Regions from separate parts of the Homo sapiens genome. Here region 1 is linked to region 2. Evidence: read pairs that join two places in POLR2A ChIA-PET (ENCODE). Cell type or tissue: Panc1. All regions are shown on one strand. Links, peaks and the distances in the headings refer to the core of each region. The heading gives the core; the rest is flanking DNA.

Region 1 (15,203 bases), core at 11,859-14,358, 770 kb before region 2:
GGTGCTAGAAGGCACTTTCCCCAGGAGCGGAGGAACCGGTTGGCCCTCAAGAATCAGAGAGGAAGTGCAGGTGGGATGCAACACCGCCTTTCCTAGAAGGCCAATGTCAGGAGCGGTGGGCTTGCCTCCGCCTCTTCCTGGACCGAGCGTGCAGCCATCACTTGGGCCATGGAGACCGAGAGAGCTTCCCTGTCCCACACAGGTATGGAAGCCCAGAGCTCCAGGATCACCACAGCTGCCCAATCATCCAGAAAGAGGTGTGGAGAGGGAAACAATCATGACGCGGACCGCCACGAGGTTTCTCCCTGATGGACGGGGAAGTCTTGTTTGTGGAAGACACTGAGCCACGCTAAGAAGCCGCCAGGCTTCTCAGAGACGGGGCAGACACAGCAAGAGGGAGGTCAGAGCAGAGGCCAGAGCCCAGGCAGGATACGGGGGGGCCATGCCACCACCACCGGCATCCGGGGAGGAGTGTCAAACGGGTGACTCGGCCAGGAAGGCCAGCCTTTGAGAGACAGACATGCTTGCCCCATCCCCTTGCCGGCTTCCTTCTCCGTCCCTGCGTCGAGCTGTGGCTACATTTCTCGATGAGGGCAGAGGGCGACAGGCGTGACAACCACCTTCTTGAAGCTCTGCGGGCACCCTCCTGCGGGTGGACAATGAGCGCCTGGGAGGCCGTTGTCCTTGGTTGGGGAGCGCTCGTCTGGATCCAGCCTAGCAAAGAGGCTGCTCCGGATGGGGAGGGGATGAAAACCCCTGCGGGTTCGACGCCGATGCCCACGTTGCCCAGGCCTTCACAGACCCCCAAACTGGAACTGCCGGGACGACGACTGCCAACCGGCCACACGACCCAGGCAGAGACGCGGGGACACGCTGACCAGAAGAAAGGCCGACGTGCAAGAAACCCACCCTCCGGCGCACAGGGCACATGTGTCCCAAGGCGCACGCACACACAGACGGACAGAGACAGACAGAGAGGGCGACGGAAACAGCGAGAAGGGAGAGAGAGAGAGAGAGAGAGAGAGAGAGAGAGAGAGAGAGAGAGAGAGAGGTGAGAGAGAGTCAGAAGTCGGCACACAGACACGCACTGCGCGCGCACACACACAGACACACACACAGACGCACCCCCCCAACACACACACACACACCCATAACGAACACACACGTACAGCAGGGAACACCCACCCGCAGGCAGCCCCTGAAGCTGCCGGGTTCTGCTCTCCGCGACTAAGAGCCACCGGTGAGAGAGCAGCCCACGGGCACACAGGCGGACCTGTGCTCGTCATCACAAGGGCTCCACTTTTGGGGAGACTCACCCGCACACCGTCCGCGCACGCCTGAGGCTGGGATGCCGCGCTGCCTCGCCGGCGATCTGTCTGAGTTTTCTTCCTCCTGGCGTTTCTTCCTGCTGGTGGACCCTCCGCGAATCCCGGCCTCCGGAAACCGTCCTGGTAACTGCCCTGACCAGGACTGGTCTCAGCCCAGACTCAGACGCACGATCACACAGGGCTCCTACTTCGCCAAGTGTCAGGGACCCATCCCCGGGCAACGGTGGCTTTCACTGTGACCCAAGCGGCGGCTTGGGCCTCGCGCATGCGCACTGGCGAGGCCGACTCCCCCGCTCCACCCCCCCTTACTCCGCAGAGTCAGGCTGCGGACCCTTTAAAAAATGGCGGCGACGCGGCGGCTGCGGGGCCTGGGGCGGCGGTGCTGGAGGTTGCGGCGGCGGCGGTGGCGGCGCAGCCCGAGGCGGCGGGTGGGAAGAGGACTGCCAGAGGGGCCTGCGGCAGACCCAGGGTCGGACTCATAGGAGTCCTGTGGTGAGGACCTCCTTGATCGCTCTTCTGCTTCGGTTCCCGCTGAAGGAGGAGCTTCGGGATGCCGGCTGGGCTGCGCGGACTCCTCTTGGGGTCCGATGATGGATCCAACCGGGTGATCGGGAATGGGGTTCCAATGCAGTGAGGCCGAAAGGGTCTCGCCGGGGCACAGAAAGATCCCCAGGGCCGCAAGGCGTGCTGTCGGCTGCAAAGGCACCGACCCATGAGCCCACTGCCTCCCTCCCTCCTGGCAGGAGCAGGGGCCTGCCTTCATCTCCAAGGCCCGAGGGCTCCGGCATCCCGACGCGGCTTCCGGCGACACGGGCAAAGAGAGACAGAGGCGAGTCCGAGCTGGTGCCAGTGTGTCCACATGTGGCACTGTCGTCCCCCAAGAGCACATGCAGGCCGCGTGTGTCTTTGAGGCCGTAGGGGGCGACGACGAGACGGACAGTGATGTCCAGGCGTGCGCCCGGGGGGCCACTGGAGACCTGCCCCACAAAGCGGAGGAAAAGCCAAGCGCACCTGAAAACCTGCGAGACAGGGCCTGTGCGCGAGTCCACGCCACGTTCAGGGAGGCCCGCCAGAGGAGCCGAGACGTTTGGACAAAGTACACCCCACCCCCAGCCCGCCGCCGGCTAGGTACCCCTGACGCAACCTCCCCTGCACCCAGCCAAAACCCAGTCCCGTTGGCTCCCTGACATCCGTGGCAGCCAAAAGATTCGGTGCTAGAAGGCACTTTCCCCAGGAGCGGAGGAACCGGTTGGCCCTCAAGAATCAGAGAGGAAGTGCAGGTGGGATGCAACACCGCCTTTCCTAGAAGGCCAATGTCAGGAGCGGTGGGCTTGCCTCCGCCTCTTCCTGGACCGAGCGTGCAGCCATCACTTGGGCCATGGAGACCGAGAGAGCTTCCCTGTCCCACACAGGTATGGAAGCCCAGAGCTCCAAGATCACCACAGCTGCCCAATCATCCAGAAAGAGGTGTGGAGAGGGAAACAATCATGACGCGGACCGCCACGAGGTTTCTCCCTGATGGACGGGGAAGTCTTCTTTGTGGAAGACACTGAGCCACACTAAGAAGCCGCCAGGCTTCTCAGAGACGGGGCAGACACAGCAAGAGGGAGGTCAGAGCAGAGGCCAGAGCACAGGCAGGATACGGGGGGACCATGCCACCACCACCGGCATCCGGGGAGGACTGTCAAACGGGTGACTCGGCCAGGAAGGCCAGCCTTTGAGAGACAGACATGCTTGCCGCCCCATCCCCTTGCCGGCTTCCTTCTCCGTCCCTGCGTCGAGCTGTGGCTACATTTCTCGATGAGGGCAGAGGGCGACAGGCGTGACAACCACCTTCTTGAAGCTCTGCGGGCACCCTCCTGCGGGTGGACAATGAGCGCCTGGGAGGCCGTTGTCCTTGGTTGGGGAGCGCTCGTCTGGATCCAGCCTAGCAAAGAGGCTGCTCCGGATGGGGAGGGGATGAAAACCCCTGCGGGTCCGACGCCGATGGCGACGTTGCTCAGGCCTTCACAGACCCCCAAACTGGAACCGCCGGGACGACGACTGCCAACTGGCCACACGACCCAGGCAGAGAGGCAGGGAGAAGCTGACCAGAAAAAGACTGACCAGAAGAAAGGCTGACATGCAAGAAACCCAGCATGCGGCGTACAGGGCACATGTGTGCCAAGAGTGACGCACAGACAGATGGACAATGACAGAAAGAGAGAGCGAGGGAAAGAGCGAGAAGGGAGAGAGACGTAAGAGAGCGATAGAAGTGGGCAGACAGACACGTAGGCGCGCGCACACATACACACACACACACACACACGCCCGTAAGGCATAGAGACCTACAGCAGTTAACAGCCACCTCCAGGCAGCCCCTGAAGCTGCCGGGTTCTGCTCTCCGTGACTACCACCCACCGGTGAGAGAGCAGCCCCAAGGGCACACAGGCAGACCTGTCCTCGACATCACAAGGGCACCACTTTTGGGGAGACTCACCGGCACACCGTCCGCGCACTCCTGAGGCTGGATTCCCGCGCTGCCTCCCCGGCGATCTGTCTGAGATTTCTTGCTGCTGTTGTTTTTTCCTGGTGGTGTACCTTCCGCGAATCCCGGGCTCCGGAGACCGCGGTGTTAACTTCCCTGGCCAGGACTGGTCTGAACCCCGACTCTGACGCACTATCCCACAGAGCTCCTACTTTCCCAGGTCTCAGGGACCCATCCCGGGGCAACTGTGGCGGTCCCTGTGACCAAAGCGGCGGCTCGGACCTCGCGCATGCGCACTGGCGAGGCCGACTCCCCCGCCCCCCTTGTTACTCCGGAGACTAAGGTCGCGGATCCTTTGCAAAATGGCGCCGACGCTGCTGCTGCTGGGAGTGGGGTGTCGACGGCCGCAGCAGTGTTGGAGGTATCGTGTGGGGTGAGGAATGGGAGAGGTTCCTGTGGGAGACCCAGGGTCGGACCCATAGGATTCCCGTGTTCAAGACCTCCTTGATCTGTCTTCTGCTTCAATTCCCAGTGGCGGAGTAGCTTCAGGGCGCCGGCTGGCCTCTCCGGAGTCCTCTTCGGATCTGATTATGGATCCGACCCGGTGATCAGTAATGGCGTTACGATGTAGTGAGGTGGGAAAGGTCTCGCTGGGGCACAGAAAGATCCCATGGGCCCCAAGATGTGGTGTCTACTGAAATTACACCGACCAGTGAGTCCACTGGCTCCCTCTTTCTTTGGTGAAACCGTGGCCTGCTTTAATCTTTAAGGCCCAGGGGGTCCGGAATCCCTACACTGCTTTGCTTGACATGTGCAGAGAGAGACAGAGGCGAGTCCGAGGGGGAGCCAGTGGGACCACAGGTGGCACTGGTATCCCCCAAGAGCAGATGGAGTGAGCTTGTGTCTCCGAGGCCGTATGGAGAGATGCTGAGACGGACAGTGGTGTCCCGGGATGCGCCCGCGGACCACTGGAGACCTCCTGCACAAAGCTGAGGAAAAGCCTAGCACACCGGAAAACCTGCGAGACAGGGCCTGTGCCCGAGTCCAAGCCACATTCAGGGACGCCTGCCAGAGGAGCCGAGAGGTTTCGACAAAATACACCTCACCTTCACGCCGCCACTGGGTAGGTACCACTGATGCTGCCTCTCCTGCACCCAGCAAAACCCTGTCCCTTTTGCTTCCTGACATCCGTGGCAGCCAGAAGATTCAGTGCCTCAAGGCACTTTCCCCAGGAGCAGAGGAGCCAGATGGCCTTGAAGAATCAGAGAGGAAAGGCAGGTGTGATACAACACCACATTTCCTAGAAGGTAATAGGCCAGCCACCTTCGCCTCCTGCTCTTCCTATACCAGTCAGGCAGCCATCACTTGTGACATGGATACCAAAGGAGCTTCCTTGTCCCAGGCAGGTATGGAAGCCCAGAGCTCCGGGCTTCCTGCCCAATCATCCAGAAATAAGTTTGGAGAGGGAAACAATCATGAAACCCATCCTCACGAAGTTTCTCCCTGATGGACTGAGAAGTCTTCTTTGTTGAAGACATTCAGCCAAAGAAGCCTCTAGGCTTCTCAGAAACAGGGCAGACAGAGCAAGAGGGAGGACAGAGCAGAGGCCAGAGCCCAGGCTCCATACAGCACAATGCCACCACCTTGGGCATGTGTGGAGGAGTGCCAAACCGGTGATTTGGCCAAGAAGACCAGTATTCGAGTGCAGAGATGCTTGCTACATCTCCTACCTGGCGTTCTTTTCTTTCCTTGTTTCCAGCAGTGTCTAGATATCTCAATGAGGGCATACGGCGAGAGGAGTGAGACCCATCTTCTTTGAGGTCGGTGGGCACCTCTCATGCAGGTGGATATTGAGCTTCTGTGAGAATTTTGTCCTTTGCTGGAGTGTGGTCGTCTTGATACTAGCAATGAGCCCGCTCACGATGGGGAGCCGATTTAATCCCCTGCGGGTCCGACGCAACTCCCCACGTTGTCCAGGCCGTCACGAACCCAAACTGGAACCACCGGGAAAACGAATGATAACCGGCCAGATGACCCAGGCAGAGACGCGGGGAGAGGCTCACCAGAAGAAAGGCCGTACAAGAAACTGCCCTTCAGCGCATATGCATCCAAACACACACGCACACGAGCACACACAGACGGAAACAGGTAGAGATTGATAGAGAAAGGAGACAGAGAGAAACAAGAGAAAGAAAGAGACAGAACCCAGACATACTGCAGTGGCACAGTAACATTCATCCCCAGGCAGCCCCTGAAGCCTCAGGGTTCTGCTTTCCGCGACAACGACCCTGGGGTGAGAGAGCAGCCCTTGGGCATACAAGCAGACCTGTCCTCGAGATCGCAAAGGCACGACTTTTGGGGAAACTCACTGGCACACCGTTCGCGCAGGCCTGAGCCTGGAATCCTGCGGTGCTTCCCAGGCGCTCCTCCTGAGGTTTCTTCCTCCTGGTCGACCCTCCGCGAATCCTGGCCTCCGGATACCATCCTGTCGACCCCGTGGCGAGGACTGGCCTTAGCCCGGAGTTCGACGTGCTGCCACAGAAGGCTCCTCCTTCGCGAAGCGTTCAAGGACTCATCTCCAGGCAGCGGTGGCGGTCTCTGTGACTTGAGCATCCGCTGATGATTCGCGCATGCGCTTTGGCAAGGCTGACTGCGCTCTACTCTGGGTCAGGCTGCAGCTCCTGAAAAAAAATTGCTGGGGCTGTGTGTGTGAATGGGGGTGTGCATGTATGTCTTCGGACGAACGTCCCCTGTTCGCTGGAGGGCGGTTTCTTGCACGTCGTCCTTTTTGGTGAGCCTCTTTCTCGGTCTCTGCCTGGGTCGTGTAGCCGGTCGTGTGACCGGAACCGGCAGTCATTTTCCTGGCGGCTGCACTTTTAGTTTCTGAAGGCCTTGGCGAGGTTTGGTGCTGTGTCAGACCCGCAGGCGTTCAAGTCACCTGCCCATTCTGAGTGGCAGAAATCCTAAAAATCCTCCACCCAGGAGCAGAGGACCCGGATGTCTCTCAAGAATTAGAAAGGAAGTGCAGATTATTGCAAAGCACATGGTAGCTAACACTGGATAAATGAGATGAACATTGGTTTGCTAATTACCCATATTTACGCCCCAGGGAAGGAGGGCCCAGCACACCATATGGGATACCGTGTTGCACTTAGGAACAGAGTAATCAGGTGGAGGCTATACCAGGAGGCTTTGTAGTAGCAAGAGTATGGGAGGTAACCCCTGGTTCTTGAAGGAGGGTGTGATTGGCCTGTTTGAATAATTCTGCAGGCTGGCTGGAACCTGACGCCCGCTACTATGCAGTAAGCAGGTAATGTGCCGGTCCTCTGAGGGAAGTGATTCGGCTAGGGCACCTTATTCAAAGGAGTACAACAGGGCAAGGAATTTGCAGTTAATCCATTCAGGCCTCCTTGTTTTCCCCCCAATGTCAGGGCACATATAATATTGAGCCTTAATCTTAGGTCTTATACCACACTTGACCCCTTGATGTCTTGACATCTCTTGGCGATACTGATACTTCTAGAGTGTAGAACTGTTACTGGATGGAAGGTCTTGACTGTAAGTTGTCCACGTTTCTGGCTTGTTGAAGAAAGCATTAAACAAACTACACGAAGCAACAAAAGAACGAAGCCACGAAAGAAGAAAGAAGCAACGAAACCGCAGATTTATTTAAGCGAAAGTCCACTCTACAGAGCCAGAGCCGGCTAGAGCAAGCGGCCGAAGAGCCCAGATTACAATGTTCTTTAGAGTTTTTATTAAGCCAAAGAATTTGATAACACCAATAAGTGCCCTTTCGAGGCCTCCAATTGGTTACACACTGTGAAGGATTGGCCCATGGCTGAACTCAGAGGCTGAACTGGAGACTTCTGTGTTGTTATCACAGGAGTGAGGATGTGGCCTGTGTGCTGCTTAACCTGGCCTAGAACTTGCTGCACCTGCTGTTCTTTTGCTTCCACCTTAACCCTTAGTTTATGCTAATTTTCTATTCTCCTGCCTCAGAAGTGCCTCCTTAGGAGGCCAAGCAGGCTCTTACCTGCTTCAGGTGAGCAGGTAACCAGGAGGGAGCGGACCACAGTTGCTATCATGTCTATGATTAGTGTTTGGAAACCTGTGCAGAGCCTTTGGCTCCACTTGGATGGGATAGCCAAGAGAACAGATATGTGGTTTTTGGATCATGATATGTCTGAATATTTGTGTAACCTTATGTATTACCATCAGTTTTTATTTGTTAGGCATGGTTATTCTTGCTCGTATTATTATTATTATTATTATTATTATTATTATTATTATTATTTTGATAGAGTCTCACTCTGTTGCCAGGCTGGAGTGCAATGCTGCCATATTGGCTCACTGCAACCTCTGCCTCTCAGATTCAAGCGATTCTCCTGCCTCAGCCTCCCAAGTAGCTGGGAATACAGGCACGTGCCACCACACCCAGCTAATTTTTGTATTTTTAGTAGAGACGGGGTTTCACGGTGTTGGCCAGGATGATCTCAGTCTCTTGACCTTGTGATCCACCCAACTTGGCCTTCCAAAGTGCTGAGATTACAGGCATAAGCCATCATGCCCAGCCAAAAATTTTTTTAATAAAATAAAATATGTGAGTATTGGCCAGGTGCAGTGGCTTATGTCTGTAATCCCAGCATTTTGGGAGGCTGAGATAGGAGGATCACTTGAGGCCAGGAGTTCAAGACCAGCCTGGACAACACAGCAAGACCCCACCTCTAAAGAAAAAAAGTGTGTGTGTGTGTGTGTGTGTGTGTGTGTGTAATATGACATAAACAAGTGTGGGTATATCAATCATTGTTCACCAGTTACTGATGCTGTATAACACACCACTCCAAACTTAGTAGTATAAGACAACCATTTTACTGTGCTCACTGATTCTGTGGGTTAGGCATTTAGAGAGCTCACAGAAGAGATGGTGTGCCTCTGCTCCTGATGTCTCTGGCCTCAACCAGGAGGATTCAAAAGCTGGGAATAACCTGATGCCTGAGGGCTGCAAACCTATGAAGCCTGCTTTGCACACATGTCTGGCACATGCAGTGGGAGGACTCAAAGACTCAGACTAGTAGCCTCCCCACATGACTTGGCTTCCTCATAGCATGGCAGCTCACAGCACTTGGAACTTCTTACATGATAGCTCGAGACTTCAAACACAGGAGTTTCAGCTAATGAGGTGAAGGCCACAGTGCCTCTTATGACTCAGCCTTGGGAGTCACACAGCATTGGTTACAAACAATAAACAAATCCAGATTCACGGGCAGAGGAGTTAGACTCCACCCTTAAAGTGGGAATTGCAAGATTCTAGAACAACATATGAGACAAGCCTATTGTTGCAACCATCTTTGGAGAATACAATCTGCAGCAATCACCTTTGGAGACTAGGAAACCAATGCAGTATTCTGAAACTCGTAATTCTGAAAACTAATGAATATGAATGGAAAGAATCAAGCATTTATCCTCCCTTTCCTACACATGCTATCCCTCTAAGTAATCAGATAGTTGATGTGTGGGGATTTTATTTTTATAAAAGGATTCCTGTAATGGAAATTTCAGTAATGGAAATAAAAGGATTCCAGTAATGGCTGAAAGAGAGACACAATAAGAAAGTGATCATTTTGCAGCTCCTAACAACAACGAATCTAGGCAATGATCATGAATGAATGCATGACATTATGCAAAAGGCAATCACTTTACAATGGATAAATCACATTGATGACACTTAAGCCCACTACCAAATCTAATCACAAAAACAGTGACAAGCAGACCTTGCCAAAATAATTGAACTTGAATTTGACCAAGCTTCTAGAGCAGAATTTCTCAACTCTGACACTATTTACACTTTGGACCAGATGATTCTTTGGGATTGGAGAAGGCTGTCCTGTAAGGTGTATGGGATGTTTAGCAGCATCCTGGCCTCTAGCCAATAGGTGGCAGCAATACCATCCTTCCTTGCAGTTGTGACGACCAAAAATATCTCCAAACATTGCCGAATGTCTTCTAGAGGTAAAAATAAAAACAAACAAACAAAAAACAAAACCACAACTGGTTGAGAACCACTGCTCTAGTTAATGACCAGATATTTTAGAGAAAATATACAGCATCTAATTTGTTAATCAGTACCATGGGGGTGTACTCAAAGGCAGTATGTGGGAACTCTATATGATCTAGTGTTTGATTTCTCCAAAATATAAATAGCAAGAAAAAAGGGAAGTCAATAGATTAAAAGACATATAAGAGCCGGCTGGGCGCAGTGGCTCAAGCTTTTAATGCCAGCACTTTGGAGGCCGCGGCGGGCAGATCATCTGAGGTCAGGAAAAGTTCTTAAAAGAACTATAAGAAAAAGAGTTTTAAGAAAAGTTCTTAAAAGAACTATATTTCATACTGAAATATTTATAGATGAAATGTCTAGAATTTTCTCTAAAATAATTGAGTGTAAATGGAGATGAAGCAAAACTGGCCATGTGTTACTTGTTAAGGCTGGGTTCACTGTACTAGGCTCTCTGCACATATAATGCTGGAAGTATCCATAATAAAGAGCTTGAATTTAAAAAAAAATTACCTCCTTCCAAGTACTACTCAAATCAGCAAGCACTAATTTGGAAGGACATCCATAAGGTCTTCCCTAGAAACACAAGCTAAAAAAAAATTACATATAATTCTAGTAAAGGCAAAAGGGAACAAAAGTCACTCAGTATATGTGTGTGTGCATGTCTGAGCAAGGAGAGAGGTAAAGGAAACTTACCAGACTTTTAAAATGGATAACCTTGGGGAGTTGAGAATATAAAATAACAAGAAATATACATATATTTGTCTCTGCCCCTAGCTCCTGGTCTAGAGCTCCTTAAAACCCTTGGGTACTAGGAGGATCATCTGTTCTAATATCTGGTCTTTGACCCTAGTTCCTGACAGAGTTCTCAAATCCCTTGGGATTTCCTGGCTGATAGGAACATCTTATGTTCTAATGAGGGGACTTCTTGGTGGGCTCCTGGATGGCCAAGGGATGTGATATGAGGGTTGGAATTTTCAGCCCCACCCCTTGACCTCCGGGGAGGGGACAGCAGCTTAAGGTTGAGTTGACTGACAATGGCCAATGATGTCATCAATCATGCCTATGTAATGAAGCCTCCATGAAAATCCAAAAGGACTGGGTTCAGAGAGCTTCCAGATTGCTGAACACGTGGGGGTTCCTGGAGGATGATGTGCTGGGGAGAGAGCATTGAAGCCCAATGCCACTTCCCACATATTTTGCCCTAGGTATTTCTTCATCGAAAACCTTTGTAATATCCTTTTTATTGCAAAAAAAGGATGCAATATCCTTTTTATTACTCTGTTACACCGGGTCCTCTTTTGGACTCCTCTGGCTGGAAGGAAAGCGTTTCTCTCATAATTTTTGCTCCCTGAACCTATCACACAGCTCTGAGACTTCCTTCCTTCCAAAGCCAGAAGATAAAGGGGGAAAATACCCCAGCAAACCTGTGGTCATCACGTCCATTCTTCACGTTTTTAACTCCCTTCACATCTGCCTGCTATTATTTGTATTTCTGAGTCTTCAGGTGGTTTCTTTTTGTATTCACTCTGGGGTGTTAAGTAGAAATCGGTGAGAGAGATGCTGAAATGTGCTTATCTCATCTTGGCCAGTAATAGAAGTCTGCCTTGTATATGTTATTGTATGTATGTGTATATATTAAGTTGTATATACACATATTAAATATATATACATATGTTATATTTATATACCCATACATTTGTTTCCTCATGCAATTTGTCCCAGCAGAAGTAAAAACTCATAAAGATATAAGTAAAAGAATATTTACAGAAGCATTATTTTTGGTGGCAAAAGTACTTTAATATCCTAAATGCTCGTATAATGGAAGATAATTTAACTCTTACAAAGAATGAGTTAGCTCTTTATCTACTATAAAGGTATCCTAATATCTTTATCCCTGAACTGATAACTGTGGCAGAGATCGCGCCACTGCACTCAAGCCTGGGTGACAGAGCGAGACTCCCTCTAAAAAACAAACAAAAAAAATAGTTTGTGGGACCAATTCCAATCCAGTCCAGGGGAGCACACACTGGCGACCAACATCCCCCATCAGGCCCCTTCTGGGTCGAGAGAATGCGCCTGGAACAGACTGGGAAACTCCAGCAGGCAAAGTAAGGTGCCAGGAATAAAGACACTGCCTGACACATTCTCCATGTTCCCTACACCTACTCCTCTCCCCACCACGCTTCCATCCAGCTCCAATTTTGCCCTTTCCCCAGTAGCCTCAGATTGAAACCTTGCAAGGAAGAAGCCGATTCTCAAAGTCACAGGCTTAGGAATCCGAGCAACAAAGAAAAATGAGCCCCTGCTCCCCCAACTCCCCCCTACTCCCCTCAGCACTGCTGCCCTGCACCTGCCCCCTCCTCCATAATTTGAACTGTCCTCCCAGAAGCTGGAGAGACGGCCCGCCTGTCAGGAAAGAAAGGACCAGCATGCGGCAAATGCCTGGGGTATGTAGGAGCAGACGGCGAGATTAGCGCAGGGATGTAAGAAACAAGACCAAAGAAGACTCCGCGGCAGACGGCACACTAGGCCTTCATAGGGGCGTGCGCTGGACAGGACCTCGCCAGTTACCGAAAGAATTGTCTGAGAAAGGCTCTGATCTGACCCGAAAGGCCCTTGGTTCCCACGGCAACGCCTCAGCGTCTGGCAGTAACAGGCTCTGTGCCCGGGCTCTCTGGATCTGCAGGTCCCGCCTCCGCCAGCCTCTCACAGCCCGGAGGCACCTCCCATTGGCGCCTGACGGGTTGGTTAGGGCGGCTTTTCTTCCGGCTGTGACAAATCCAGCCTGAGGAGCGCTCCTGTGTCTTTCTTAGTTGTTTCTTCCCGCCCACCTGCCCCTCAAAGCCACAACCCACTTGCACACCACCGTGTGGACACCTAAAAGCGACCGTCTAGATCTGAACCGCGCTGAGGGAATGGTCAGCTTCTCTCCCATTAGATGGCTTGGCCCAAAGGACCTAGCGACTGCCCAGACAAAAATTTCTTCTGACATGCTGCATGTGTCTGTGGTCTCTAAGAGTCAAAACCAAAGCCAAAAGAAAAAGACAACCCCGCCCCCCGCGAAACAACAACAACAACAACAACAACAACAACAAACACCACCACCAACCCACCTTTCACGAGAGGAGTCCTTGAGAAGAGCCTCTCCAGCCAGAACCAGGTAAAGGAATCTGTGCACTTGGCGGGACCCAGAACACACAGTGGCAGGGACTTGACAGCCACACTCTTACCCCATAGAATCTCCACCACTGACACACAGATCAGGATGTGTCACCCTGAGAGATGACACCACAGTTCTGGGCTTTCACAGATTGATTCCACACTCTCTCACTGATTCCACACACATCCCATTACTCACACCAGATTCCCTCATCACTGACCCTACATACCTACAATCATTGATTCCATGGACCTCATCACTATCCCAAAGACCACCTATCACTAATCTACAGACCCTCCCCTGTCACCCCAGGGACCTCAGATTTCCCATCCCCGATTCCAGGATGTATAGAACCTCATCTCTTACCCCCACAGACCTATTGATAAGAGAATACACTCATGGGAGACTGTGTTGACCATTTTACACATCCATTGTGTGTGTGTGTGTGTGTGTGTGTTGATTAATGGACTTAGGTAAACTTTAGCATTTTGGTAGGCAATGCAGTTTTTCAATGCCTTTTCATTTTCTTTCTTTTTCTTGTACATCTTTAAAGGCCTTACTCCAGGCAGTGTGAATTGCAATTTATTAATGCCTATCCCTTATTGAGTCCTTGTCATACATATTTGTTATTGATCATAATTCACAATTCTTATAACTCAGAGACACCAAAGACTCGCATAAAAAGAATGGATGTGGGTTTTTATTTATTTATTTATTTATTTTGGTTTCTGTAGATTACAAAAGTCATTCATTTATATCAAGTCACGAAGTGTATGCTTTGTTTTCTAAAAAAAATTCTAATTAAAAAAAATTTTTTTTAGACATGGTCTCCCTCTTTCACCCACGATGGAGTGCCGTGGTATAATCATGGCCACCACAGCCTCGACCTCTTGGGCTCAAGAGATCCTCCCACGTTAACCTACCTAGTAGCTGAGACCACAGGCATGCACCAATACGCCCACCTAATTATTATTATTTTTTTTATAGATATGTGGGTCTCACTATGTTGCAGAGACAGGTCTCAAACTCCTGGGCTCAAATGATACTCCCACCTTGGCCTCCCAAAGTGTTGAGATTACAGGTGTGAGCCACTGCACCCAGCTGATAAAATCTTAAAAAGAGTAAAATACTTTGGCATCTAATGGAAAATTTCCACTGAGATGATGCATCAGAAATTAAGGTAGAATAAGATGGTCCTAGGGCATCTGAAACAACGGAAACTCAATCTTGGACTGGGTATGGTGGCTCATGCCTGCAATCTCAGAACTTTGGGAGGAAAAGGTGGGGGACTCACTTGAGGTCAGAAGTTCGAGAGCATTCTAGCCAACATGGTGAAACACTGTCTCTACTAAAAATATAAAAATTAGCCTGGAGGTTGCAGCGAGCTGAGATCGTGCCACTGCACTCCAGTCTGGGCAACAGAGGGAGACTCTGTCTCAAAAAAAAAAAAAAAAAAGAAGAAGAAGTAGAATAAACAAAATCTTAATTTATTCATCAAGTATAAAAATGTGGACTAGACTCTGGAGGAATAATACATAAAAAGACATAGGCACTATTTTTTTTTGAAGTTTTATTGAGAAATATTAATAACATATCACAGAAGCCACCCATTGAAAGTGTAAAATTCAACGGTTTTCAGTATATTTGCACAGTTGTGCAAACAGCACCACAGTAAGTTTTAGATCATTTTCATTACCTTGAAGTAAACCCCATATCCCTCCAGTTCCCCCCAACTCCCCTAACCCCGGGCCACCACTAATCTACTTTCTGTTTCTATGTATTGGTCTATTTTGGATATTTTATTTAAATGGAATTACACAACATGTGGTCTTTTGTGACTGGCTTCTTTCACTTAGCATCATATTTTCAAGGTTTATTAAATGTTGCATGTGCAGAGGGGGCACTTTACATAAGGATAAACCTGGGAGTGGGTGCGTACTGATTTTGAAACTTCACTCCAAAATTGTAAAAGGGAAATGATTGATTTCAAATAGAGGAAAAACCTGTTCAAGCTAAAATCCTCCGTTTTCACCAGTTTGTAATGTGGGGTTTTATTGCGAAGAATGGCAAGGTTTTTATACATATTTTCTGCAAATTCTCCCTGTGTTTGGGAACAGTCACAGAATGTGGAGGTATGGGCTTCTGGACTCTGTGGCTGGAGATTCGAGTCCAGGAGAACTCAAGTCTCAGGGT
Region 2 (15,203 bases), core at 8,279-10,778:
TTTATTTCTCTGGCGTTTCTCTACTGGAGGTCCATTCATGAGAGCAGGGGCACAGTCTGTCCTGCTCAGAGATTTTCTTTAGCACCCACAGCAGTGGCGTGTAGTAGAAATAGATTGAGTAAATGAATGGATTTCGAGTGTTTGGTGCTTGTAGAATGAATGAATGAGTTATACATGACTGGGAAATGGTGAATAAATGAATATGTTTTTAGGGCTTTGTTGGCTGGAAGAACTTTTTTGAGGGATTTATAAGAACATGGTAGGTGTTTGTTGTGTGAGTGAATGGATGAATGGATGCATTTTAAGGACTAACTAGTTCTTCCTGGATAAACAAATGACTTGTACGTGCCCAGAAACTGCTGAGTCACTGGATGCATGCCTGGAGGAGTCCTCATTCCACCTGGGCCTTAGAGAGGAACCCTCGGACTTGATGCCACATCCCTGAGCCCTCCAGAGTGCTTGAGCCCCACTTAGCCTCCATGGCCGTGACTAGATCATGTTTCCCTGAAAGGGAGATGCTTGGAGCACATCAGGGCAGCCCTGAACACCCAGGGGGTCCCTCTACCTCTAAGCAAAGGCCTGTGAAAGGACAGCCCATCCCACCCCTACAAGCTATCTCCAAGCATTGCTTTCAGCTTCTTGGGCGTGCTGCTTCCCAGGGAAGGGCACACTCGGGCACCAAGCAGGCCCTGCTTGCCTTGGGTCACAGACCCCAACTGAGCCAGTGCTCCCTGGTCCTGAGTGAGGTTGTCATCCATCCAGTCATTTAATAGTTATGTTGTTTTATCTATCTATCTATCTATCTATCTATCTATCTATCTATCTATCTATCTATCTATCTATCTATCTGCCTGCCTACCCTACCTACCTGCCTACCTATCTATGTAGTGACAGAGTCTCACTTTATTGCCCAGGCGGGAGTACAGTGGCGTGATCTCGGCTCACTGCCACCTCCCTCTCCCAGGTTCAAGCAATTCTGTTGCCTCAGCCTCCCAAGTAGCTGGGACCACAGGCATGCACCACCATGCCTCGCTAATTTTTTCATATTTTTAGTGGACACGGGGTTTTACCTTGTTGGCCAGGCTGATCTCGAACCTCTGACCTCAGTTGATTCGCCCACCTCGGCCTCCCAAAGTGCTGGGATTACAGGCATGAGCCACTGTGCCCAATCAGATATTTATTTAGAAAAGAATTTTTTTAGAGACAGGGTCTCACTGTGCAACCAGGCTGGAGTGCGTGGTTCAACCCTGTCTCCTTCCTTTGTGATCAGCAGGGTCCCAGGTAAGGGCTGCTTTGTCTGCTGGGAGTGAAGTTGGCATGAGCAGGGCTCTCAGCCAGCCTGTGATGGACAGGAAATGTGAGCAAGAACCAAGCCTCAGTTGTGAAAGCCCCTGAGCATCTGGGGTCATTTGTTACTGCAGCATAGCTTAGCTCATCCCGCCTGTCCCAAGAAGGAACACATTTTGTGGATGGGGAGTGATCAAGAGTTCAGGTTGGGAATGTTCAGTTGCAGTGCATGTGAGATGTGTAAGTGGTGATGTCAAGTAATCAGGTGGGTAGGGGGGTTTGGAACTCAGAAGAGCAGTGGGAGCTGGAGATGTTTTCCGCATTGGCGACACACGTTTAAATGAGAATCACAGAGGTCCAGGCGCTGCCTGTGATTGCAAGGAAGGCTGGTGCTTGAACTCAGGACTGTCTGACTTGAGGTAAGAAGGGGCTGGGGTTGAGTCCCCACTGTGTCAACTCATAGCCATGTGGCTATGAGTTACTTCCTCTGTCTGCTCCTCACTTTCCTCATCTGTAAAATGGAGGTAATAATGATACCCACCTCATGGGGTTGTTGAAAGGGTTAACACATAGCAATTGACAGGTGTGAAGTGCTCTGGAAAGGACCTGGACCATAGAAGGATTCTATTCATGGTAGTTGCTGTCGTAGATACTGGCTTTTGTGTATGTTTTCATTGTTGTTTTGTTTTATAACTAAAATGTCCAGTGGTGGGAAATGGAATAGGGCTGACTTTGTGTCCAACTTGATGCAGAGACTCAAATGATGACTACAGCCCCAGATTCTAACTCCCAGTCCCCTTCACAGATAGTTCTTCTCCCATGGTTACGAGACAGCTGCAGCGACTCCATCCCTCACATCTTCTCAGACTTAGGGTTAAAGGGAAAAGCGCAGCCTTCAGCTCCAGCACTCCTGGTAAAGACATCACGGTCTCACTGGTTCTGATCAGGCCACATGGGTTGCTCCAGAGCTGGGGAAGGAGCCCCACCTCTAGCCCATTGGGTGGCCATTGGAGAGGGGAGGCTCCCAAAGGGAAGTCGGGACTGTTGGAAAAAGGAGTCCTGGCGACAGGGAAAGTAAACCACAACTGTCCACATTGGAGGGCTCTTGTGTTTCCCTATGCTGTGTCCTGTGAGCTTCTGGCAGACATTGCAGCCCTCACAGAGTTGGGCCTTTTGGAGCCAAGACACCAAGGCTGTGGGGCTTGCTTGCTTGTCGCAGGGGCAATCTGGGAGCATTTACACCCACAGATACATCACTGGTTGCCTGCTCTTCTAACAGACCCTGATGCGTCCCCACTGGCCCAGAGGCAATCAGGATGGCTACAGATGCTGGCTCTCCCAGCTTCCCTTGCAACCGGAGTGGCCGTGTATCCACATTCTAGCCAGTGGGACATAAAAGAAAGGATTGCAGCAAGGGGAATGTTCTGGGAAAGATTCTCCTTCCTGATTAGGGTCAGACCGGTGCCCTCACCATTCCTATCTTTCCCCTTTGCCCATGATTCAGTGGGAAGTGTGGCTGTGGCCACCAGCTTGTGACCGTGACGCAGCAAGCCAGAAGACTTGCTCAATCCTGCAGCACAGGAGGGAGGCAGAGGGAATGGGGGGACATGCTTCACATCGCTCTCCAGCTTTCCCACCAGGCCTGGAGCCGCCATATCTGGCCTCCTGGTGACATGAGATGACTAAATGTCTTCACCGTGCAAAGCACCGTTGGATAGTCTTCCGTTACTCGCAGCCAAACACATCCCAACTGACTGTCTCCCACTGCCACTCACTCCTCATTTTGCTGCTGTCTCCCAGGCTGCCCTAGTTTTCCCCATATACAGTTCCCCAGCTGCCCTCCTTCACACAGCACCGTGTGTCACTCGGGGTCCTCTGATGCCAGCAGCAGAAGCCACGCTTGGCAGTCTGTGGCCGAATCACAATTCACTGAGGATGTACAGAATGAACACGAGGCCAGAGGAGCAATCTTAGAAAACAGGGAGGGAGCCAAGGAAGCCCTGGAGGGAAGAAACCAGGGGTCCCCAGCAAAAGTCACTGCACAGGAGAAGCCAGGTCCACTGTGCCTGCCCCTGCAAGGACACTTTCCAGCCTCACATGCTCTTAGAAACCTCGCACGGAGTCCTAGGAGAGGACCCTGGGCCGACCAAGCCCACGTCCTGTGCCCACTCCAACTGTGCTTCTGTGGGGGGAAAGGGGAAGCACTTCTGCCAAAGATACACAACAGAACTGTAGTAAGAGCAGGTGGTATTATACCCATTTTACAGATTGAAACTGAGTCACTATTTCCATAACCCGTCCATGACACACGAGGATTGAGCCCAGGAGGCAGTCTGGTTCCTGCCTATGCTGTGCTTCTCTCATCACGGGGGTTCCCCATCGGGAAGGTCCAAGTGCTTTTAGGGAGGAGGAGCTCGGTAGAAGACAGCTGGAAAGAGACCAGTGTGCACCCTCTGAGTCCCAGAGGCTGCGGGTGCCACTCAGCCTCTGAATGTCACAGGAAGACTCGACTGCAGCTGCTAGGAGAAGGGATTTGTTCAGAGAGACGAAGGCCTGCAAGAACATCTGTGTGTGTGCACAGAAGGGAGCAGAATGGATTGAGGGTTTCTGACTGAGCTGGAAACAAATGCCATCAGCAAAGCCCATCTGTCGGGAGGTGCTTGCATAAGCAAGTCAGGGTCGCATCTGGGCCACTGGTTTTCCCAACCCAGCCTTAAGTGTGGCCTCAAAGGACTAATCCTCCCTCCGCACTCTGCACTCTGAAGGCAGAGCCACAACACAGGCTGGGCTGCTGAGGACAGGCAGCGCCCTCAGGCGGGCCATCATCCCAGCTTGACCTGGGATCTGGTGCCCAGCACAGCGGACTGTGGGGCAGGGTTCAGGCTCTCAAGCAAACAGTCTTGCCATTCTGTAACTGACAGTTTAGAGTGGAGACAATAAACACCATAGATAAAATAATTGCACTTTTCTCTGGCAAACCAGCAACCCCTGCTGAAGTGTGACCCACACATACTTATTTTGTTTACCCTCATTGTGTGTGTGTATGTGGTGTTTTGTTGTTGTTGTTGTTTGATTTTTGAGATAGAGTCTTGCTCTATCACTTGGGCTGGAGTGCAGTGGCACAATCACAGCCCACTGCAGCCTTGGCCTCCCAAATAGCTGGAACTACAGGCATACGCCACCACGCCTGGCTAAGTTTTAAAATTTTTTGTAGAGATGGGGTTTCACTGTAATGCCCAGGCTGGTGTCAAACTCCTGGGCTCAAACAGTCCTCCCTCCTCAGCCTCCCAAAGTACGGGTATTACAGGCATGAGCCACTGTGCCCGGCTTCATTGAGGTTTTTATTGTTAATGTTCTTAGGAAGTGCATTTTACCCTTGAACAACATGGGTTGGAACTGCGTGGATCTATGTATACATGAATTTTTTTCAATAAATATATTGGAAAATTTTTTAGAAATTTGCAACTATTTACTGGGCGTGGTGGCTCACGCCTATAATCCTAGCACTTTGGGAGGCCGAGGTAGGCAGATCACCTGAGGTTGGGAGTTCGAGACCAGCCTGCCCAACACGGAGAAAACCCGTCTCTACAAAAGACACAAAATTAGCTGGGCGTGGTGGCACATGCCTGTAATCCCAGCTACTCAGGAGGCTGAGGCAGGAGAATCGCTTGAACCCGGGAGGCGGAGGTTGCAGTGAGCTGAGATGGCGCCACTGCACTCCAGCCTGGGTGACAGAGTGATGCTCCGTCTCAGAAAAAAAAAGAGATTTGCAACTATTTGAAAAGAACTTGCAGGGGTGGGTGCGGTGGTTCACGCCTGTAATCCCAGCACTTTGGGAGGCCGAGGCTGGCGGATCCCTCGAGGCCAGGAGTTTGAGCTAGGCTTGCCAACATGGTAAAACCCTGTCTCTACTAAAAATACAAAAATTGGCCAGGCATGGTGGTGTGCACCTGTAATCCCAGCTACTCAGGAGGCTGAGGCAGGAGAATCACTTGATCCTGGGAAGCAGAGATTGCAGTGAGCCGAGATTGTGCCACTGTACTCCAGCCTGGGTGACAGAGCAACACTCTGTCTCAAAGAAAAAAAAAACAGAAAAGAAAAGATCTTGCAGGTGAACCACATAGCCTAAAAATATTTTTTAAAAAATAAAATGTTAAGGCCGGGCACGGTGGCTCACGCCTGTAACCCCAGCACTTTGGGAAGCCGAGGTAGGCGGATCACAAGGTCAGGAGATCAAGACCATCCTAACATGGTGAAACCCCGTCTCTACTGAAAATACAAAAAATATTAGCTGGCCGTGGTGGCGGGCGCGTGTAGTCTCAGCCACTCCAGAGGCTGAGGCAGGAGAATGGCGTAACCTGGGAGGCGGAGATTGCAGTGAGCTGAGATCGCACCACTGCACTCCAGCCTAGGCGACAGAGCAAGGCTCTGTCTCAAAAAATAATAATAATAATAAATAAGTAAATACATAAATAAATAAAAATAAAATGTTAGGTATGTCATGAATACATAAAATATATGTACATTAGTCTATTTTTCTATTTTATCATTTGCTACCATAAAATATACACAAATGCATTCTAAAAAGTTAAAATTTATCAAAACTTACACACACACAAACACACTGCCAAGCCAAGAGAAATGTAAACAAACATAAACATGCAGAATTAAATCATAACTGCATGAAATTAACTGCAGTACACACTGCACTACCGTCATAGTTTCGCGACCACCTCCTGTTGCTACTGCGGTGAGCTCAAGTGTTGTGAGTATCCATTTGAAACACCGTGTGACACTCATCATCTCCGCATGAGCAGTTTGTCTCTCCAGCAAATTGCACATCGCAGTAAAAAATGATCCCTAGAGGTTCTCACCTAGTTTTCATCGTGTTTAGTGCAATACTGTAAGCCCTGAATAACCTCAGGGGACCCGTACAAAGTGCCACTAGTGATGCTGGAAGTTGTCCCAAGAAGCAGAGAAAAGTCATAACATTACAAGAAAATATGCAATTGCTTGATATGTGCCATCGATGGAGATCTGCAGCTGCAGTTGCCCGCCATTTCCAGATAAATGAATCCAGTGTGAGGACCATCGTAAAAAATGAAAAGGAAATTCATGAAGCTGTCACTGCCTGTATGCCAGCAGGCACAAAAACCTTGCACTGTTTACAAAATATATTTTTATCTCGTGTTGCAAATGCAGCTTCTATGTGGGTACAGGATTGCTATAAGGCATACCTATAGATTGTAATTTGCTTCGAGAAAAAGTGAAGTCATTACATGGCAACCTAAAGCAAAAGGAAGAAGGAGGATCTCAAGCTGGGGAATTTAATGCCAGCAAAGGATGGTTTGATAATTTTAGAAAGAGTATGGCTTAAAAAATGTCAAGATGGCAGGAGAAGCAGCTTCTGCCAACCAGAGGCAGCAGATGAGTTCCCAGATGCCAGTGAGAAAGTCATTGAGGAGGCTGGGTACGGTGCCTCACACCTGTAATCCCAGTACATTGGGAGGCTGAGGTGGGAAGATCACTTGAGCCCAGGAGTTTGATACCAGCCTGGGCAACATACTAAGACCCCACCTCTACCAAAAATTTAAAAATTAGCTGGGCATGGTGACGTGCATCTGTAGTCCTAGCTACTCAGAAGGCTGAGGCAGGAAGATCACTTGAGCCCTGGAGTTTGAGGCTATAGTGAGCTATGATTGTACCACTGCACTCCAGCCTTGACAACAGAGAAAGACCCTGTCTCTAAAAAAAATAATAATAAAAATGAATAAGAAAAAGAAGTAAGCCTGTTCATAAGTGCTAAGGAGAAAAATGGAGCAGAGGAAGGGCCTGGGAGTGGTGGGGATAGACACACAGAGGCAAGCACTATTAGTTTTTTGAAAATTCTTCCGATCATCTCTGCATGATAGTTTGTTGTTGTTTCTGTTGTTTTTTCTTTTTTCTTTTTCTTTTTCTTTTTTTTTTTTTTTTTTTTTTTTTTTGAGATGGAGTCTCACTCTGTTGCCTAGGCTGGAGTGCAGTGGAGCAATCTCGGCTCACTGCATCCTCCACCTCCCAGGTTCAAGCAATCCTCCTGCCTCAGCCTCCCACGTAGCTGGGACTACAGGTGTGCGCCACCGCACCCAGCTAACGTTTCTATTTTTAGTAGAGACGGGGTTTCACCATGTTAGCCAGGCTGGTCTCGAACTCCTGACCTCAGGCAATCCACTTACCTCGGCCTCCCAAAGTGCTGGGGTTATAGGCATGAGCCACTGCGCCTGGCCAATATTTTTGCTTTTCCAATTGGGAAATGTTACATGCAACTCTAGATTTCTGATTTCTGTTGGAAAATCAGATGATCTGACATCCATACTCCCGCAAGCCTTGATTGTCAGAAGATGCCCTGCCATCCAGGTCAGTGCAGGCTCCTCTTGGCCTCTCTCCTGTCTCCCTTAGGCAACTCGACCCTGAGGGCTTTCCAGCTTCCTCTCTCTTCTGTAGCCCATCCCTGTGCTGCCTCCCGGCAACATCTTCAGGATCGTTTGTGTTCTCGTGGGGCACCAGGAAGAGGGGCTCCCCCTTGCTCCCCACTCTCCACCTGCCCTCTTCTGGTGCTCACTTTTTCAGAGGCTTCAGGCTCCCCTTGCTATTTGCTCCTTGAATCTGCTTTGAGCTTCCCTTGTGATCTCTGCCAGTGCGCTCCATAACTGGGCATAAATTAGGAAAAGCCCCCCTACACATGCGCATACATGCACACACACACACACACACACACACACACACAGGCACACAGACATGCACACACACACACAGGCACACAGACATGCACACACACACAGACGCACACAGACACGCACACACACAGACACGCACACAGACATACACAGAGACACGCACACACACACAGACACACACACACAGACACATACACGCAGAAGAGGCCTGCTACTTTCTCACACAGGAAGCTCCAATAGCCATTGATCAAGAACGGCTGCATCCAGCTCTAGATTCCCAGGGAAAGAAAAGTTAGAGGTCACCTTGAACCAAGTGCGTGGCCCAAAGCAGCACTCCACTGCCCTGAGCAAAATCAGTTCCGTTGGCAGGAGGGAGCGGGCACGGCTGCTGGGCAGTCAACAGCTTCCATCACAGACGGCGACCCACTTTCCCCTTCCTCTCCAGCAGGATTTTCATCTTCTAGAAGTTCAAGGTGGAGACAAAGGGAAGTGACCCCGCAGGGTGTTTTATATGCTGGACAGAAGCACAGACTCCCTTCCCCAGGGGCCTGCAAATCAGGAGGTACTTACACCTCCAATTAGGCAGAGGCCATCTGTTCACTCATATGTATAATACTAAACGAACGTCCTGGACGTTCTAGATGGCTCACGCCTGTAATCCCAGCACTTTGGGAGGCCAAGGCAGGCGGATCATGAGGTCAGGAGATCGAGACCATCCTGGCTAACACGGTGAAACCCTGTCTCTACTAAAAATACAAAAAAATTAGCCAGGTATGGTGGCAGGCACCTGTAGTCCCAGCTACTCAGGAGGCTGAGGCAGGAGAATGGCGTGAACCCAGGAGGCGGAGCTTGCAGTGAGCCGAGATCGCGCCACTGTACTCCAGCCTGGGCAACAGAGCGAGACTCCGTCTCAACTGTTCTAGGCACTGGGAATGCATCAGTGAACAACACAGACATCCCTGCCATTCTGGAGCCAACATTTGAGTGGTGGACCTAGCCAGTAGACAGAACGAACAACTGCTAAGAAAAATTGGAAGAAAGTAGAGTGGGTAATTAAGAAAGGCTTCCAGAAGACCGGGCTTCTCTGTCTCTATAGGGTGATTTGGGAAGGTTTTTGTGTTTGTTTTTGTTTTTGGGGATTTTTTTTTTTTTTTGAGATAGGATCTCGCTTTGTTGCCCAGGCTGGAGTGCAGTGGTGTGATCGTGGCTCATGCAATCTCAACCTCCCGGGTTCGAGTGATCCTTTTACCTCAGCCCCCTGAGTAGCTGGGACTACAGGCACATGCCACCATGCCTGGCTAATTTTTGTATTTTTAGTAGAGATGGGGTTTTGCCATGTTGGCCAGGCTGGTCTTGAGCTGCTGGGCTCAAGTGATCCACCCGCCTTGGCCTCCCAAAGTGCTGGGACTGCAGGTGTGAGCCACCGTGCCCAGCCGGAAGTCCCCATGGAAGAACTGACATCATGGGAAGGAACCAGCCCCAAGAAGGACTGAGGAAGGATATCAGATGTCCTGGATAAGGTTTGGTGCATCAGAACAGAAAAGAAGGCCAGTATGATCAGAGCTTAGTCAGGGATGGGGAGAGACATGGAAGCCAGATCCTGCGGGGCTTGTGGAGCAGGGGAAGGAGTTTGGATGGTGTTTTAATGCAGTAAGTAGTCACTGGGGAGATCTCAGTGAAAAAGTGATGGGCTCTGATTTACCCAGTCATAGTCTGCAGTAACCACATGGATTTCTAGAGACATTCCTTCTGCAGCTTTCCTCCCCAAACTCCACTGGTGCTCATGTTGACTCATCTGTCATTTTCACTTCCTTTCTGGCAGAGTAGCTGAGCTGAGCAAACAACAGAGCAGGTGGACAATAGTCTGGCCTCTGCATGAAGCCACCAGTTCACAGGAAATACAGGGGGCAGAGGAACATGTTAAGTGGCACCTCAGGGATCCTGAAAGTGGGGAAATCCACAGGACAGGTGACCCCTTTCCTTCAACAAGTAAAGAGCATCAAAATAAAGGAAGGTGGCCATTGTAGAGTAGAGGAGACTTGAGAAAATACCTGCATAAGCAGAGGATGATTTCGAACAAACCAGCTCACAAAAGACACCTGCGAGACAATGATGGGAAATGTAATGCAGGCAGGGTAGTGCATGACATTAAAGAATTCTTGTTAATGTAGATGAGTATGATAATGTTACTGTGATTTTTTTTTTTAAATCTTATGTACTAGAGATACAAGCTAAAATATTTATGGGTGAAATGACCTGATGTCTGGCCAGGTATGGTGGTTCATGCCTGTAATCCCAGCACTTTGGGAGGCTGAGGCGGGCGGGGATTGCCTGAGGCCAGGAGTTTGAGACCAGTTTGGCCAATATGACAAAACCCCGTCTCTACTAAAAATAAGAAAAATTAGCCGGGCATGGTAGCACATGCTGGAATTCCAGCTACTTGGGAGGCTGAGGCAGGAGAATCATTCGAACCTTCGAGGTGGATGTTGCAATGAGCCAAGCACATGCCACTGCACTCCAGCCTGGGTGACAGAGCGAGACTCTGTCTCAAAAAAAAAAAAAAATGATGTCTGGGGTTTACTCTAAAACATTCTATCAGAAACAAAGAAGGTCACAAGGCTGGGTGAATAGATGAAATGGGAATGGAAAATAGTTAGTGGTTGTTGGAGCTGATGGGTGACTCAGTCTCCTCTCTGCTTTTGAGTATGTTTGCAAATTTCCATAATAAAAAGATTTTTTAAATGAGTAAGGCTGTCAAGAAAAGTCACATGTCCCACTTTCTGGGAGCAGTAACACGGCCATCGCAGCTCATATTTTCCTTTTCTTCCATTTCAGCATGGCGAGGACAACATCCTTGCTGCCTCCAGCTGGCGGGCGACCACAGCTACTGCCTGCTCTGCGCTACTGAGCCACTCGGTCTGGAGCCCCCAGGACAGCACCTGCTTCCTGAGGTTGTCCTGGCTCAGCTGTGCACAGCGATGGTGGAGAACTGGACTCCACAGGCTCACAACCTTCCTGTCAGGTTTCAGGGCCCAGCATCCTTCATCCTGGGCCTGGCTGCCCTGAACAATGGCTGAGGGCTGGGGGACCCCATAGAGTGACACCACAGCGTACGGGGCCAGCAGCACTCCAGTGCCCGTGGACTATGACCACCTATCGGGCCATCCCCAGCGATGGTGTGGACCTGGCAGCCAGCTGTGGCGCCAGGGTGGGCGATGTCCTCCCTGGGCCACACACAGGGGACTACGCTCCCTTGGGATTCTGGGCCCAGAATGGCAGCATGTCCCAGCCTCTTGGCGAGAGCCCGGCCACCGCCACCGCCACCGCCACCGCCACCACCCGCCCCAGCCCCACCACTCCCGCAATGCCCAAGATGGGCGTGCGCGCAAGGGTGGCCGACTGGCCGCCCAAGCGGGAGGCCCTGAGAGAGCACAGCAACCCAAGCCCCTCCCAGGACACAGATGGCACAAAGGCCACCAAGATGGCCCATTCCATGAGGAGCATACAGAACGGACAGCCCCCCACCAGCACCCCGGCTTCCTCAGGGTCCAAAGCCTTCCACCGACTCTCCAGGAGAAGGTCCAAAGACGTGGAGTTCCAGGACGGGTGGCCCCGGTCCCCCGGCAGGGCCTTCCTCCCCCTTCGGCACCGCAGCAGCAGCGAGATCACCCTCAGCGAGTGTGACGCGGAGGACGCGGGGGAGCCGCGGGGGGCCCGGCACACGGGGGCGCTGCCCCTCTTCCGCGAGTACGGGAGCACCTCGTCCATCGACGTGCAGGGCATGCCCGAGCAGAGCTTCTTCGACATCCTGAACGAGTTCCGCAGCGAGCAGCCCGACGCCCGAGGGTGCCAGGCCCTCACCGAGCTCCTCCGGGCAGATCCTGGCCCACACCTCATGGGGGGCGGCGGCGGAGCCAAGGGGGACTCCCACAACGGGCAGCCCGCCAAGGACAGCCTCCTGCCACTGCAGCCCACGAAGGAGAAGGAGAAGGCCCGGAAGAAACCTGCGCGGGGCCTCGGCGGCGGGGACACGGTGGACTCGTCCATCTTTCGGAAGCTAAGGAGCAGCAAACCCGAGGGGGAGGCTGGGCGTTCCCCGGGGGAGGCCGACGAGGGCCGGAGCCCCCCGGAAGCCAGCAGGCCGTGGGTGTGTCAGAAGAGCTTCGCCCACTTCGACGTGCAGAGCATGCTGTTCGACCTCAACGAGGCGGCCGCCAACAGGGTGTCGGTGTCGCAGCGGCGGAACACCACCACGGGTGCTTCGGCCGCTTCCGCCGCCTCGGCCATGGCCTCCCTCACGGCCTCGCGGGCCCACAGCCTCGGAGGCCTGGACCCGGCCTTCACCAGCACAGAGGACCTAAACTGCAAGGAGAACTTGGAGCAGGACCTCGGCGATGACAACAGCAACGACCTGCTGCTCAGCTGCCCGCACTTCCGCAATGAGATCGGGGGCGAGTGTGAGCGCAACGTGAGCTTCTCCCGGGCTTCCGTGGGCTCCCCGAGCAGCGGCGAGGGCCACCTGGCAGAGCCCGCCCTGAGCGCCTACCGCACCAACGCCAGCATCTCGGTGTTGGAAGTTCCCAAGGAGCAGCAGCGGACGCAGAGTCGGCCCCGGCAGTACAGCATCGAGCATGTGGACCTGGGCGCCCGCTACTACCAGGATTACTTCGTGGGCAAAGGTGACGGATGGCGTGTGGGTGGGAAGGTTGGGTGGGCCGAGGCTTGCCTCCGAGACCCCCACTACTCATTCATTCACTCTGTGCCAGGCCCTGCTCTGGCACTGAGGATGTGGCGGGAACAGAGACCTCCCTTCTGGAGGGCTGTGAGGATCCGGTGAGCAGAGCCACCCGGGCCTCAGCCCTGTGTCTGACACAGCAGCACTCCATAAACCTTGAGCTACAGGACACAGCTCTGCATTTACTCAGCACATATGGACTTGGGGACAGCTCAGTGCCAGGCACTCTCTAGAGCCTGGGGATGTAGTATCAACCAGCTTAAAACAAATGTTCTGTCTTCCTAGTACTTATAATGTTTTCATGGGTAACACAAACATAGAACAGGATAAATACGAAAAATACACAAGGGATTGTAGGCTGCTAAATGCAGTGGAAAAGAGTACAGCAGGGAAGAAGGAAATGGAGTGTCGGAGGGTGGGGGCAGATCCCAGTGGGGGATGGTCAGAGGGGGCCTCCGAGGCAGGTGCAGTTTGAGTACCAAGCTGAAGTCACCATGTGCAAATTGCAGACACTGTTCCCAGAACAGAGCAGCGAATACAAAAGTCTTGGAACTGCCCGGCGCAGTGGCTCACGCCTGTAATCCCAGCACTTTGGGAGGCTGAGGCAGGCGGATCACTTGAGGTCAGGAGTTCAAGACCAGCTTGGCCAACATGGTGAAACCGCATCTCTACTAAAAATACAAAAAAATTAGCCAGGCATGGTGACATGTGGCTGTAATCCCAGCTACTTGGGAGGCTGAGGTAGGAGAATCGCTTGAACCCAGGAGGCAGATGTTGCGGTGGGCTGAGATCATGCCACTGCACTCCAGCCTGGGTGACAGAGTGAGACTCTGTCTCAAAAAAAAAAAAAAAAAAAAATTGAGAATTGCTTGTAACTGCTAGTAACAGGCTTAAACAACATAGAAGGGACTCTCCTGTGAAGAAATCCAGAGTTCAGCAGCCCAGGGCTGGTATGGTCAGTCTTAAGCATCAGTATGGTCAGCCTTAGTGCATGGCATGATCCCCCACTGCTCCACACCAAGATGGCTGCTGGAGTGCCAGGCGTCACATCTGTGTTTCCAGGCAGAGAAAAAGAGGAAAGGGTAAGGACAAAAAGGCAGACCTCTTGTCAAGTCAACCCCCTTATGCCCTTATGCCTAGTGTTTCATTATTGGAACGCTAAGCATGTGGGAGTTATAGCCTACTGCTCAAGGACATTGCCAGGGTCTGAATTTTTACTTGTGGAAAAATTCAAAAAATTGCAGCCTCCGGCATAAATGCGTTAAAGAGCTTTCTCAGAAGCCCGGTCCAACTACTTGCACTTAGTGGCCACACCTGTGTGCAAAAGAGGCTGGGAAACGCAGGTTTTTAGCTAGACAAAGTTTTTCTTTTCCAAGAATAGAGGGCTTTTCTTAAAAAAAAAAAAAAAAAAAAAAGACGAAGTACTAGCAGCTAGTACCCCACAGCAGCTAGGTTTTTTTTTGTTGTTTTTTTCTTTTTCTTTTTTTTTTTTTTTTTTTGAGGCAGTCTCGCTCTGTCGCCTCGCCCAGGCTGGAGTACAGTGGCGCGATCTCAGCTCACTGCAGCCTCTGCCTCCTGGGTTCACGCGATTCTCCTGCCTCAGCCTCCTGAGTAGCTGGGATTACAGGCGCTCGCTATCATGCCCAGCTAATTTTTGTAGTTTTAGTAGAGACAGGGTTTCTCCATGTTGGCCAGGCTGGTCTCGAACTCCTGACCTCAGGTGATCCACCCACCTTGGCCTCCCAAAGAGTTGGGATTACAGGCGTGAGCCACCATGCCCAGCTCACAGCAACTAGTTTTTAAAAATATTTAAAGTAATATCCTTGTCAAACATAACAAATGTCAGTTAAGTCATCCCACAGGACACTGGAGCTCCAACTTGGAGTCAGACAGCCCTCGGTTTGGGGTATCTGTTCCATAGCTGATCCACGTGATACGTTTTACCCTTCAGACTGTGTGACAAATGAAGATGATTATATCAATATCACATGCACAAACAGAATGACACAGAGATTGAAAAGAAAGGGATAAAAAAGAAGTTCCAGGCCGGGCACGGTGGCTCACGCTTGTAATCCCAGCACTTTGGGAGGCCAAGGTGGGTGATCACAAGGTCAGGAGATTGAGACCATCCTGGCTAACACGGTGAAACCCTGTCTCTACTAAAAATACAAAAAATTAGCCGGGCATGGTGGTGGGCGCCTGTAGTCCCAGCTACTCGGGAGGCTGAGGCAGGAGAATGGCATGAACCCGGGAGGCAGAGCTTGCAGTGAGCCGAGATCGCGCCACTGCGCTCCAGCCTGGGCAACAGAGTGAGACTCCGTCTCAAAAAAAAAAAAAAAAAAAAGAAGTTCCAGACAGTTGCTTACAAGGAAAAAGCCAATGAGGCAATGTCAGTATCACATGAAATAGATGTAAAGGTTGAAAGCACCTTTTAGAGGAACTAAGGAGGCCATTTCATGTTTCTT

Evidence for each region. ChIA-PET counts read pairs that join two places held together with the same protein. Peaks named below come from ENCODE experiments on the same cell type or tissue, not always from the same donor. Only the 100,000 strongest peaks of a DNase experiment are listed, where the experiment ranks them.
Region 1: POLR2A ChIA-PET joins it to region 2 with 9 read pairs; 1 of 35 experiments calls an interaction of 5 or more read pairs at or near these places.

What each region holds. Positions count from the first base shown.
Region 1 is chr19:37,300,303-37,315,505 of GRCh38, forward strand. It overlaps a transcript of ZNF875 not described here. Among named protein-coding and RNA genes, the nearest start is that of ZNF875, 27 kb to the right of the region's middle. In Panc1, for the core only: no CTCF peak of the experiment used is centred there; DNase peaks (open chromatin) are centred at 12,352 and 12,829; H3K4me3 peaks cover 1,585 bases; H3K27ac peaks cover 528 bases.
Region 2 is chr19:38,070,418-38,085,620 of GRCh38, forward strand. SIPA1L3 (signal induced proliferation associated 1 like 3) reads left to right here. Exons shown (of 22, transcript NM_015073.3): 3 at 10,839-12,682. The coding sequence starts at 11,149. Among named protein-coding and RNA genes, the nearest start is that of SNORD152, 85 kb to the right of the region's middle. RefSeq lists enhancers at 68-569, 570-1,069, 4,018-4,517, 11,029-11,582. In Panc1, for the core only: no CTCF peak of the experiment used is centred there; a DNase peak (open chromatin) is centred at 9,804.